Linked DNA regions of Homo sapiens: region 2 is linked to region 1. The links are chromatin contacts, found by Hi-C or POLR2A ChIA-PET in ENCODE. All regions are on one chromosome and are shown on one strand. Each heading gives the region's core, a stretch centred on a gene start or an enhancer-like site at or near the end of the contact. The rest is flanking DNA. Distances are from core to core; before and after follow the strand shown.

Region 1 (5,589 bases), core at 1,023-3,522:
AAAAAGATGGAAGAAAAGCAACCCATTTCACTCTATACACTTCCATATTATACTCCATCCTTACTGCAAAGAACTGCAGCTGGTGACCCTTCTATTGTAAGATGGAAAATGTGCTATTAAGAATGGATTTCCTATAGGAAAATACTCAAACTAATCGCAAAAGGAGGAGGTAAAGTGCTCCCAGTAGAAAAACTGCTGCTTTAATTGATGCTTTGGAATGAAGCCCATATGCCAGTTTTCAAATGGAAAAGAGTAGTTACTTAATTGGGATTTGTCCTAGAGGCAAATGGCATAAGAATGCACAAAGCAATCTACTCAGTATGAACAAGACCACCAAATGCCAAGGGATTCAAACAGGCTATGGGAAAATATCCTTTGCTTTTTCCAATGGACAAAAACTGTTTCCTCTTCTATAATGAGTTAACTAAAACGGAACAAATGTCAATAATGTCAACAAACCTTTGTAAAATACACCAAGCACCCAGTTATTTCTAATATTCTCCCCTTGTTAAATTTCATTTGCTGACACAGTAAAGAACTGGAACACAGAAATATGACCTTCTACTTTAACAATGCAGTGTCTTCATAGCTAAGACAATAGAGTTGATTCCCCTTGGTAAGAATACATCATAATCAGTATACTACCAAAGAACATGATACCTCTGTTTTAAGATGAAAAATGCAAGTGATGTTCTTCTCTTGTCCAATAATTTCTCTAGCCTTTTGGGTAATCATGTTCCGAAGGCCATGAATATTTTATAGTTGTGGGATCTGAACTAACTTTAAAGCCTATGCTCCTTCTTAAACAGTAAACTATTTATACCTTCAAGGATGTCGCCAAATTGCTTTTCAAAGAGCTTTAGTGGCATATGTTACTTCTAGTTATTAACATAGTCTTAACAGTTAATGGCAGCTCAGGACTGTGGTGCTCTTCAACAAAAGGAAAAAATCCAAGGGAGATCTATGACTACAGCAGCTAATTACATGGTGGCAGCTTCCAGACTGAATTAGAGCTCCGCGTTGGAGGTATCTTCAAAAGTTGAGAAAGTGGGAGAGAGAGGGAGAGCAAGCGAGAGTGAGAAAATGAGAGAGCGAGCGAAGTGAGCGAGAGTGAGAGTGAGAGCGAGTGAGAGAGCACGCACACAAATTTTGGGGCGGGCAAGGTAGCTAGAATTGTAGGGTAGAGTGCTAGTGAGGAATATGCTGAACAGAGAGCTGAAGAGTTAGAAGAGGGGTCGCTATGAGATATGAATTATAAATAAACGACAAGCTGGACACTTCATCAAAATTTAAAAATCTTACTATTCAAAAAACTGTTTAAAATATGAAAAGGTAAGTCACAGGCCAGGACACAATGCCTACAAAACATATCTGATAATAAAGTTGGAGTTGTATCCAGAATATATAACTCTCCAAATTAATGAGAAAGACAATTAATTTTTTAAAGTGGGAATGTGTAAATGATTGAGGTGTTTCATTAAGGAAGATATAACACATGGCAAATAAGCACTTGAAAAGATGTCAACATTACTAGCCCTCAGGGCAGTGCAAATTAAAACCACAATGAGATTCCACTACATATCTACAAAATGCTAAAATTAAGAAGTGTTGGCAAAGGATAAGAAACAACTGGAACTCCTATACAATGCAAAATGGTACAAACACTTTGTAAACAGTTTGGTGGTTTCTTACAATAGTAAACACATAATTACCATACAACCCAGTGATTCCATTCCTAGGTATTTACCAAAGAGAACTGAACATATAAATGCATGAAAAGACTTAAACTCAAATGTTTACAGAAGCTTTATTCCTAACAGCCAAAACTGGAAACAATCCAGAGAGAATCAGATGAATTTAGGAATTCTATAAAACAACAACAGAAGCTCTAAAAAATGCTAAGAATGATAAACTGTGGTTTAAGACAACTACGAAGGTTAGGAAATTAAATTGAGAATGGAGAGGAATATGGAAACGTTCAAAATATTTTACACCAGTTACATCAATCATATCACACTGATTACGGAGATGACAACCTGAAAAAGGATACAGTTATTAGAGATATGAGATTTGGGCTGGGCATGGTAGCTTATGCCTGTAATCCCAGCACTTTCAGAGGCTGAGACAGGTGGGTCACTTGAGGCCAGGAGTTTGAGACCAGCCTGGCAACATGGTGAAACCCTGTCTCTGACTACAAATACAAAAATTAGCCAGGCATGGTGGCAGGTGCCTGTAATCCCAGCTACTTGGAAGGCTGAGGCATGAGAATCGCTTGAGCCAGTGAAGCAGAGGCTATAGTGAGCCAACATCGTGGCACTGCACTCCAGCCTGGGCGACACAGCGAGACCTGTCTCAATTAAAAAAAAGAGAGAGAGAGGAGACGAGATTTAGAAATTCAACTGTACACAGGACGTAAAAAATAACAAAAAACTGAAAGTACTCTCTATAACTGGGCCAGTTCTTGTCAATTTGCCATCCCATATCCATTAATCATGGAATTATCAGAGAATGAAGGGGCAAAATGCCCTTAAAAGAAGGTCATTTTGAAAATTCACACTCAATTTTTGATGCCTTCAAGAATGATAATAAATTGAGGAGTTCCATGTGAATCATTTGCTTAAAATATTTGGCCTTAAGGAAATATGCTGAAGAACTTGGAATAAATTCATTTGACTTGCTGGAGGCCACATCATGCAAAAGTGATGCAGAAATTCTAATAATGATGAGTTTAGTAAGTTCCTATCAGAATGACATTAAATTTGAAAAGGTTCTGAAAATAAAACACAGCAACATTATGGATGATCCCCTAAGAGAAAAAAAGCAAAGAGCTTTTCAAAATAGTCAAAGCAAGTGCTTACAAAATTAAGCTTTATACAACAATATATATTCCTTTTCTTTCTTGTTTCGCTCTTGTCGCCCAGGCTGGAGTACAATGGAGCAATCTTGGCTCACCGCAACCTCCGCCTCCCTGATTCAAGCGATTCTCCTGCCTCAGCCTCCCAAGTAGCTGGGATTACAGGCATGTGCCACCACGCCTGGCTAATTTTTGTATTTTTAGTAGAGACGGGTTTTCTCCACGTTGGTCAGGCTGGTTTTCAACTGACCTCAGGTGATGCGCACGCCTTGACCTCCCAAAGTGTTGGGATTACAGCTGTAAGCTACCACACCCGGCCATATTCCTTTTATTTCTAAGGAGTTAAACATAAATGTAACTGATGTAGAGAGCCTGCCAATGCAACACATGTAACACTATTCGTGGCCAAACTGATCAAGTCAACCAAATACATCCTCTTAAGGAGGCTGTAGTTAGTATAATGGCTTAACAGACAAGTTTTTATAAATGTACTTACGGCAACAGTGCACAGATGGTGACTTTAAAAGAACACGGAATGAATGGCAAAAGTATTGTCAGTTGTTACGTTCTGAAAATTACTGCTGTTATAAGAGAGGTGGGTTGTTTTGTTTTGTTTTGTTTTGTTTGATCAACTGGTTTTGTGTTTTGGCTAATTCATTTATCCCAAGAAAAACACCCTTAATTTCCAGAAGAAAACAAAAATGCAATAGGATTATGCACTATTGCCATCTTGCAAACTTCTTCTATAAAGGGTCAGGTAAAAATTTTTGGCTTTGCAAGCCATTCAGTGCTGCAGTTATTCAACTCTTCCCTTGTAGAGCAGCCATAGACAATATGTAAATAAACAAGCACTGCTGTGTCCTAACAAAACTTTATTTATAAAAGCAAGCGCATGCCAGGCGCAGTAGCTCATGCCTGTAATCCTAGCACTTTGGGAGGCCGAGGCGAGTAAACCACTTGAGCCCAGGAGATTGAGACCAGCCTGGGCAACATGGCAAAATCTCATCTCTACAAAAATACAAAAATTAGCCGGGCGTGCTGGCATACACCTGTCTTAGCTATTCGGGAGGCTGAAGCAAGAGGATCCCTTGAGCCCAGGAGGTAGAGGTTGCAGTGAGCCAAGACTGTGCCACTGTGCTCCAGCCTGGGCAGTAAGAGAGAGAGCCTGTCTTATACAACAATAACAACAACAACAAAAATGAATAAACAAAAGTGAGAGGCAAACTGAACCTGGCCCTGAGGTGGTAGTTTGTTAACCCTTGTTATAAGTATACTACAACACAGTAATTTGTTATGGTCAGCATGACCAGAGAGAAGATTTTTGTTATGATTTTAAATATACTAACATGTTATTAATTTTATACATGCTTTGCCCTCAGAAACTTTGTCACAACCTGCTACAACTTGAAATGTATATCTCTTTGAACACTTTTGTACTTTTTTCACATAATAACAAATGTTAAAAATGTTTGCTGCATTTTGCAAAAGTCTGTATATTCCTGTCTATGCAGTGTAGTACACGTTTCAATAAAACCCTGTAATTGTAGTGGTATATAGTCCCTGACATTTCAAGCAGCAAAATAAACAGTATATACAGCTCACAAATTATAAACACAAACTGACACACATGAGACTGGCTAAAATAAAAATACCAAATGTTGGTGAGAATATGAAATTACTGGAACTCTCAATGGTTGCTAATGGGTGTGTAAATGATATAACCACTTTGGTAAAGAACATGGCAGTTTCCCAGAAAGTTAAATATATACCTAACTACCATGACCCAGCAATTCCATTCCTAATACCCTCATGTGTAATAGCCCAACTAGAAACCTCAAATGTCCATCTACAGAAAAAGTGATAAATTATGGTATATCCATCTAATGGAATACTACCCAGCAATACAAATGAACCTCTAATACATGAAACAACACAAATAAATCTCAAAAACATTATGTTGAGCAAAAGCCCATGGTGACAGAAACCGAAATGGTTACCTGGGGGTGGGAGGGAAATCAACTGAAAAGGGGCATAAGGGAACTTTCTGAGATGACAGAAATGTTTATATTTTCTTTGGTGTTTACACAAATATAAGAAATTGTCAAAACTCATCAAAATGAACACATAAGGTGTATGTTTATTGTATGTAAATTATACTACACTCACAAAAACTGTAATCTCACATTCCCCACCTCCCTCCACCAACATTTCTCAACAGTTCTCTATTCTTGTGAATGGCAGCAGGTTTTACCACCTTGTTTCTGATTCTAGCTACCATGAATCATCACTGATCTGGAGATCTTTCTGCAGAGTCTGGATTCTGTCTCTTCCTTTCCACTTCTAGTGCATCACCCAAAGGCAGACCCATGCTTCATCTTACCAAGACTAATATAACAGCCTAAATGATTGTCTTAGTCGCTTTGGGCTACTCTAACAAAATATTACAAACTGGGTGGCTTATAAACAACAGGAATTGTTTTTACAGTCTGGGAGGCTGGAAATTCCAAGATCAAGATGCTGGAAAATTCAGTGTTTGGTGAAGGGTCGCTTTGCAGCTCATAGGTGGCATGTGCTTGCTGTGTTCTCATATGGGGCAGGGCAGCTCTCTAGGTCTCTTCTTTATAAGAGCACAAATCCCATGCATAAGGACTTTGCCCTCATGACCTAATCACCTCCCAAAGGCCCCATCTCCTAACAGCATCACATTAGTGATTAGTTTTTTTTGTTTTTGTTTT
Region 2 (5,589 bases), core at 1,643-4,142, 53 kb before region 1:
ATGCAGGTGTCTGCTAAATGCCCCAAGTAATGAGGTGAACAGCAGCCCTCAGTTTAGGTCATTTGGAGCAGCAGTGGACTGAAGGAGTAGGAAGGGAAGGGGAAGGAGAGATGCCAACATTTGTATCTTGTGTGCCAGGCACTTGGACATTCTTCTGAATTCTCCAGCTACCTTTCTGGCAATAGTAGTATCCTTAGTTTACAAAAGAAACTGATGCTCCAGGTTAAGTGCTAGAACCATTAATGGAACCTAGTTCTGTTCTAAAGCCTTTTTCTATTCCATCCTGCTATGGATTAAAAGGCTGCGGCCGACAGGATGGGCTCTGCTGGTAGCTAGGCCCTCTGACTTGAGGTGACTCCAGATCAGATAACCTGGCCTAAAATAGGGCTCTTTTCATTTAAATTGGTTGTGAAGAACGATTTAACATACTGGAAGGACAGACTGAAGGGCTGCATTGCATCTGTATCCACAGAGGAAGCATTTTTATCTAAAGCTTGTTTTTCTTTGAATTTCAGTGAAATCTGAGGTATGTGTTTTCACTTAGCTTATATTTTCCGAGTGCATGTTCTCTGCCTGGCCTGAGATAGGTCATGAGGATGTCTTCAACAATTTAAGCCAGACTCTGAAGGCAGGCTGGTGAGGCTTTGGCTCATTGGGTACAAGGAAGAGGAGCACAGAGGGGCAGCAGCCCAGGTCTGAGGTGTAAGTGCAAGGGGGTGTCCCTGGACGAGTACTCAGTAGAGATGGGTGGTGGCAGATTGCAGAGGTCAGTGGTCATTGCCAGGAGTTTCCCTTGGAGTAGGCCTCAGGGCAGACTGCCAGCCTGGAGTTTGCTGTCTTCCCTCCAAGTTGGACCCGTGTATGGTAAGCCCTGCTTGGATGGCTTTGGGGTCTCTAAATTGCTGCCTGTGAACCACCCTGTTGAGCGTGTTGGATTCTTCTGCTGCTGTAACCACTTTACCAGCTCCTGGGCTAATGAATGACAGCTGGGTCTCTGCTCAGGCGTGGGTGGGTGCGGGGATGGCTGCGGGATCCTTTTCAGGACAAAGTATTCCTCATCCACCCCAAGTCATCCTCTTTCTGGGCACTTGGCAATGTTTCTGTGCACCCTGCTGTAATCCTGGAGGGGAGCAGGAAAAAGGAACCTTTGAATCCCAGGCTGTCGTGTTCTAGAGCATGACTGTGTCAGGGAGAATGAGCGCCTGGCATTCATAGAACACAGTCCTCTCTCAGGCCCTTTCCCGTTTGCCATTTCATGACTTGCTGTACTGGTGGCCCTTGGAGAAGCAGCAGTGCATAGATCGTTGTTCCCACCTTGCAGACAGGGAGAGTAGAGCCCAGAGATCTCTCCAAACCACACTGCTTATTTGTGGCAAAGCATTGTGGCCCCTAATGAGTTTTTAACCACCAGAAGAAATAACATTTCTTAAGACTGTTTTTAGAGGTAACAGCAGCCCTTTCTGAGGAATTAGTTTTGAATTTCACCACAACTGGAATTAGAAATTTTCTCCTTTTACAGATGAGGAAATAGATGCTTAGATAAGGTGACTTGCCCCAAATTATAGTGCGGTGAGTGGCGGCGCTCACCCCGTCTGAGGCTATGCTGTGTGCAGGTGGTTTGCGTCGCTAGTAGGCACCAATGTCCGTTCTGTCTTCCAAGCCCACTTGGCAGCAGTGGCTTCTCTCTCTGTGATGTGTTCGGCTCACCTTTCCTGTAGGCTTCTGGGCTATCCCCTGTGCGCCTTGAAACCAAGCAAAAACCAACCCACATCTCCCTGATCCTTCCTTAGCCTCCTAAAATCCAGACTTTCTGGGCTCGTTCTTTTTCTGTTCCTTTGTTAGTGTGCTACTGGGCAAGGTGACCAACTGGTCAGCCCTGGGCCAGGCAGCCTGTTTTTTTGTTTTGTTTTCTTTTTTGCCAGCTACACAGTTGGGGTTAATTTCTACAGACCATCATTTTATACTGTAACTGAACCCTATAATAAAGTGCAAATTCAGTAATTGCTACTTGGAGAGCTCCTCAGGGGTGGGAAGGAGGACAGGGGATGTGCTGTTGGAAGTATGTGTTTTATGTTCCGCCTCATCCACACTTTGGTTTTTGGCCACATCCTCCGTTCCTGGCTCGGCCTTCAAACATGTGCTCTAACCCATGGGATCACCGTCACAGTAACACATTTTCCAGAGCAATCTGGTGTTGGGATCCCCTTGGATTCTTCCATCATGAGACTTCTCGGAAGTCTCAGCTTTCTAAAAATCCCTCATTCCTGCAGAGGCTACGTTAAAGGAATATGGTAGCCATCATCTGGGAGGTAAAAAACCTATGGAAATTGGCACCTGGGGAACTCAGGAAAGCTGAAAGCACCTTGAAATGAGATGGAAGGACCAGAAGGTTAAGGCTGGTGAAGAGGAGACCTGGAGAGAACGTGGGCACTCCTGCCAGGTATTTTTAAGGGATTATATTTATTTGTTGTATGTGGTTCCAAAGGGTGAAAGACAATTATGGGAAGCCAGTGGGGCAATTTGAGCTAAAATACACCTCCCGCGATGACAGACGCAGCCTTGAGAGAGCAGCTGAGGTGCGACATGAGCTCCCTGTAACCAGCATGTTCAAGCAAGAAGCCGGTTGTGTGGACGGCAAAGAGGAAATGCTGTGGAATGTCAGTTTGGACGAACTCTGATGTTGACTGGTGATGCTGCCAAGACCATGTCTCCCTTCTTGGGCACGTAGATTTATTGAGAAAAACCATTCACTGTCACCTACTGCTTCTTACCAGGCTCTGTGATGGGGGAGAAGGAGCAGTTGGAGAAAATGTCAGAATCTGCAGCTTAGACAACTGAGTAGAAGGTGAAATCATTGACCCAGATGGAGAGTACAGGGAGGGGAAGAAAGAGGTGCAGAGGATTTGAACAGAATGAGAGTCCTCCTCTGTGCAGGGAGAAAGGCTTCAGTGGGTCTCCCCCTCCCTGCTAGGGATCCTCCTTGCCAGCCCTGGGCTGGGCGCTGGCAGGCCCGTTCCCAGGTCTCCCGCCGAGGGCAGGAGAGGAGCCAGGCCTCAGGAGAGAAGTGCTTACTGAGTAATTTACCAAGAGCGATAGGCTTCCCACTGAGCCAGACGGGATCCCCAGGAGGGGAGTCAGAGGCGGGCCTGGCATGCATGCACAGAGAGAGTGTGCCCACTTGGGGAGTGTGAAGGGCCTTGCTGTGGGACCCGAGAGGATGAGCAGAGTCAAGTGGCAGGTGGGACACACAGTCTGCAGTCACTTCTTAAAAGGCCCTGGGTGGTGTGTCCTTCAATGATGACCATTGTCCACAATAGTGAGTTCCAGAGGGTCGATTGGGACAGTTGGATAGCCAAGGACCAGAGTCAGGAGGCAAGGCTGATGAGCAAGAGGCTGTTGCCATTGGCCAGGCGAGGCGTGAGGGAGGCTGATGGAGCGCAGCAGCAGAGGGATGGAGAGGCAGGAATGGCATCTCCTCACAGGCCAGGCTCCTCTGCCGGATTGGGTAGGGACGGGAAGATGATGGCCCCCAACCCTGGGCCAAGGAACAATAGCACCCATCCGGGGGCGGGGGACCTGCTGGAGTACTTCTCCTGGACCACTGCTCAGTGGGCAATAGAGGGAACAATGGTGTTTCTGACCAGGACGGGGGAAGGCAGGGGAATGGAGGAAGATACTGACAGGGTACAGAGGAGGTAGAATGGAGCGAGGGCCATCTCCACCGGGCTAGGAAATGGGGCTTTGGTGGGCCACACTCCATTGTGCTGGAGCACTCTGGCATCTCCATTGGCAGTGGGGAGGGGCTTGTGACCTATCAGCATCTTCACCCTTTCTGAGTTTCCGCCGGGCTGGGCTCTCCAGCCAGGAGTCACAGGTACCGGGTGGTTGTTCATGCTGAGGCCTTTTGCTTGGCAAAAAGTTAATCCATTTGTGTTCATTTTTAACCTAAGCAAGGGTTGGAGCTTGTTGGATTCAGCATCTGTGGAACACAGTCTGTAGCCCATGGGAAGACGTGGACATTCTTTCCCAAGTTCTTGAAGGACGGAAAGGACCATGAACTTGTGAGGTGACCGGAGGATTGGTTTTGGGTGTCAGTTTTGTGTCTGTCCCAGTGCTGCCACTTTTGCTTTGAAATGGACGGGGAGAGCTGAAGGCCAGCATGGGTTTCTGCACCTGTTTCCTACAGCTCTGCTGGGGACTGTGGCTCAGGTGGCAGCTGTGGACACGGATCCTGTCAGCCTTTGGGTGGCCAGAGCTCCAAGGCCAGGTGTCTCTTAGCTGCAAGCAGCCTTCACTGTTAATCAACAGGCTACACAAATCTCACCTCTAAAGAGGTGAAATGTGAAAATATATGGGAAGCGCTGCCTTAGCCCTGTGTCCACAAATCCTTTCTGTAAAGGGCCAGATAGCATTTCAGGCTTTATGGACCATGTGGTCTCTGCCACAACTGCTCAGCTCTGCCACTGTAGCACAAAAGCAGCCAGAGACAGTGCGTAAATAGATAGCATGGCTGTGTTCTGATGAAGCTTCACTTACAAATACACAGGGCTGTAGTTTGCCAACCCCTGCAAAGTAGGGAGTATTTTGCCAAACTTGGCTGTATTTCACCAACCCCTTAGACTATAGAGATGACTTACCCTTTGGCTTAATCATGACTGGAAACTTCCTTCCCATCCACTGCCTGGATCCATCCACCTCCCCACAAAGGCTTCCTGAGCATCTCCTCCGTGTGAGCACTGGCTCAATGCACAGGACGATGTAGTTCCTGCCCATATGGAACTTAGGTTTTGAGTGACACGTGGGACATTGGAAGAGGAGAGCAGGTGGCTAAAGAGCATCATACAGAACAGGGCTCAGGGAAGTCCCAGGTGATAGAATCTCAAAGAGAAGGGCTGAGGGTGAATCAGGAAAGCCCTGAAGGCAGGCAGCTCCGGAGTCGGGTTTAGACGAGGAGGCTGCAGTTCTCCAGGAAGGGAAGCAGGACCAGATAACGGATGAGATTGTGTCAAACAATGAGGAGGCCTGCATAGTCACACAGGCGCATGAGGTCTGCTCGTAAAGGACCAGGAGGGCCAGGCTCAGGGGTGTGGACTGGATTCTCTGGGCTGTAGGGAGCCACTGGACAGCTGTGCTCAGGAGGGTCATGTGATCACAAATGCTTATTAGAAATGTCACTGGCTATGGAGGACCATGTCTGTGGTTGTAAGTTACGCCTTTCCGTTTAGTCTGGACTTCCTGGTCAAGGTACTTTTGGTATTAGAGTGGGGAAGAGAGGCCCAGAGAGTTGGACAGGTTTTCTGACCATTGGCTTATAGTCAGTGAGCACCCCACCTTTATTTTGACATGACAGAGCTTTACAGAATCTTCCTTCTTCAGGCGTTTTCTTTCCTGCTATCCTAAAGATTCACGTACGAGGGCAGGATAAATGAAACATTCTGTCTCCAATCTAAGTTCGGCTTGGGGCCTCAGAATATGAAGGTAAAGGGGCGGGGACGGACTGACTGCCCCTTGCTTCAGAATCAAGTCACATGGCGGGAACGCTCTATGGAGCAGATTGCTTCCTTTGTACATGCCCTAGGCCCGTGTTCA

The links. Hi-C counts contacts between places; a loop is a spot of excess contacts on that map. ChIA-PET counts read pairs that join two places held with the same protein, here RNA polymerase II (POLR2A). Pooled maps may share reads with other maps.
Region 2: a loop to region 1 is called in a map of endothelial cell of hepatic sinusoid, with 2.7 times the contacts of the local background. The contact joins the promoter of MIR600HG here to the enhancer-like site in region 1. A Hi-C loop is called at or near these places in 2 of 168 maps with a recorded cell type or tissue (endothelial cell of hepatic sinusoid and psoas muscle) and 3 of 50 pooled maps. POLR2A ChIA-PET finds 5 or more read pairs at or near these places in 2 of 52 experiments (B cell and HEK293).

The regions. Positions count from the first base shown.
Region 1 is chr9:123,059,573-123,065,161 of GRCh38, reverse strand. All of the region lies in intron 13 of RABGAP1 (RAB GTPase activating protein 1), which reads right to left. It also overlaps the pseudogene LOC100422501. Among named protein-coding and RNA genes, the nearest start is that of GPR21, 29 kb to the right of the region's middle. Within about 2 kb of position 2,272, at least 2 of the 41 ENCODE cell types and tissues checked have a DNase peak (open chromatin) inside an H3K27ac peak, as active enhancers do.
Region 2 is chr9:123,112,780-123,118,368 of GRCh38, reverse strand. MIR600HG (MIR600 host gene) reads left to right here and starts at 2,892. Exons shown (of 1, transcript NR_026677.1): 1 at 2,892-5,589. It also overlaps a transcript of STRBP not described here.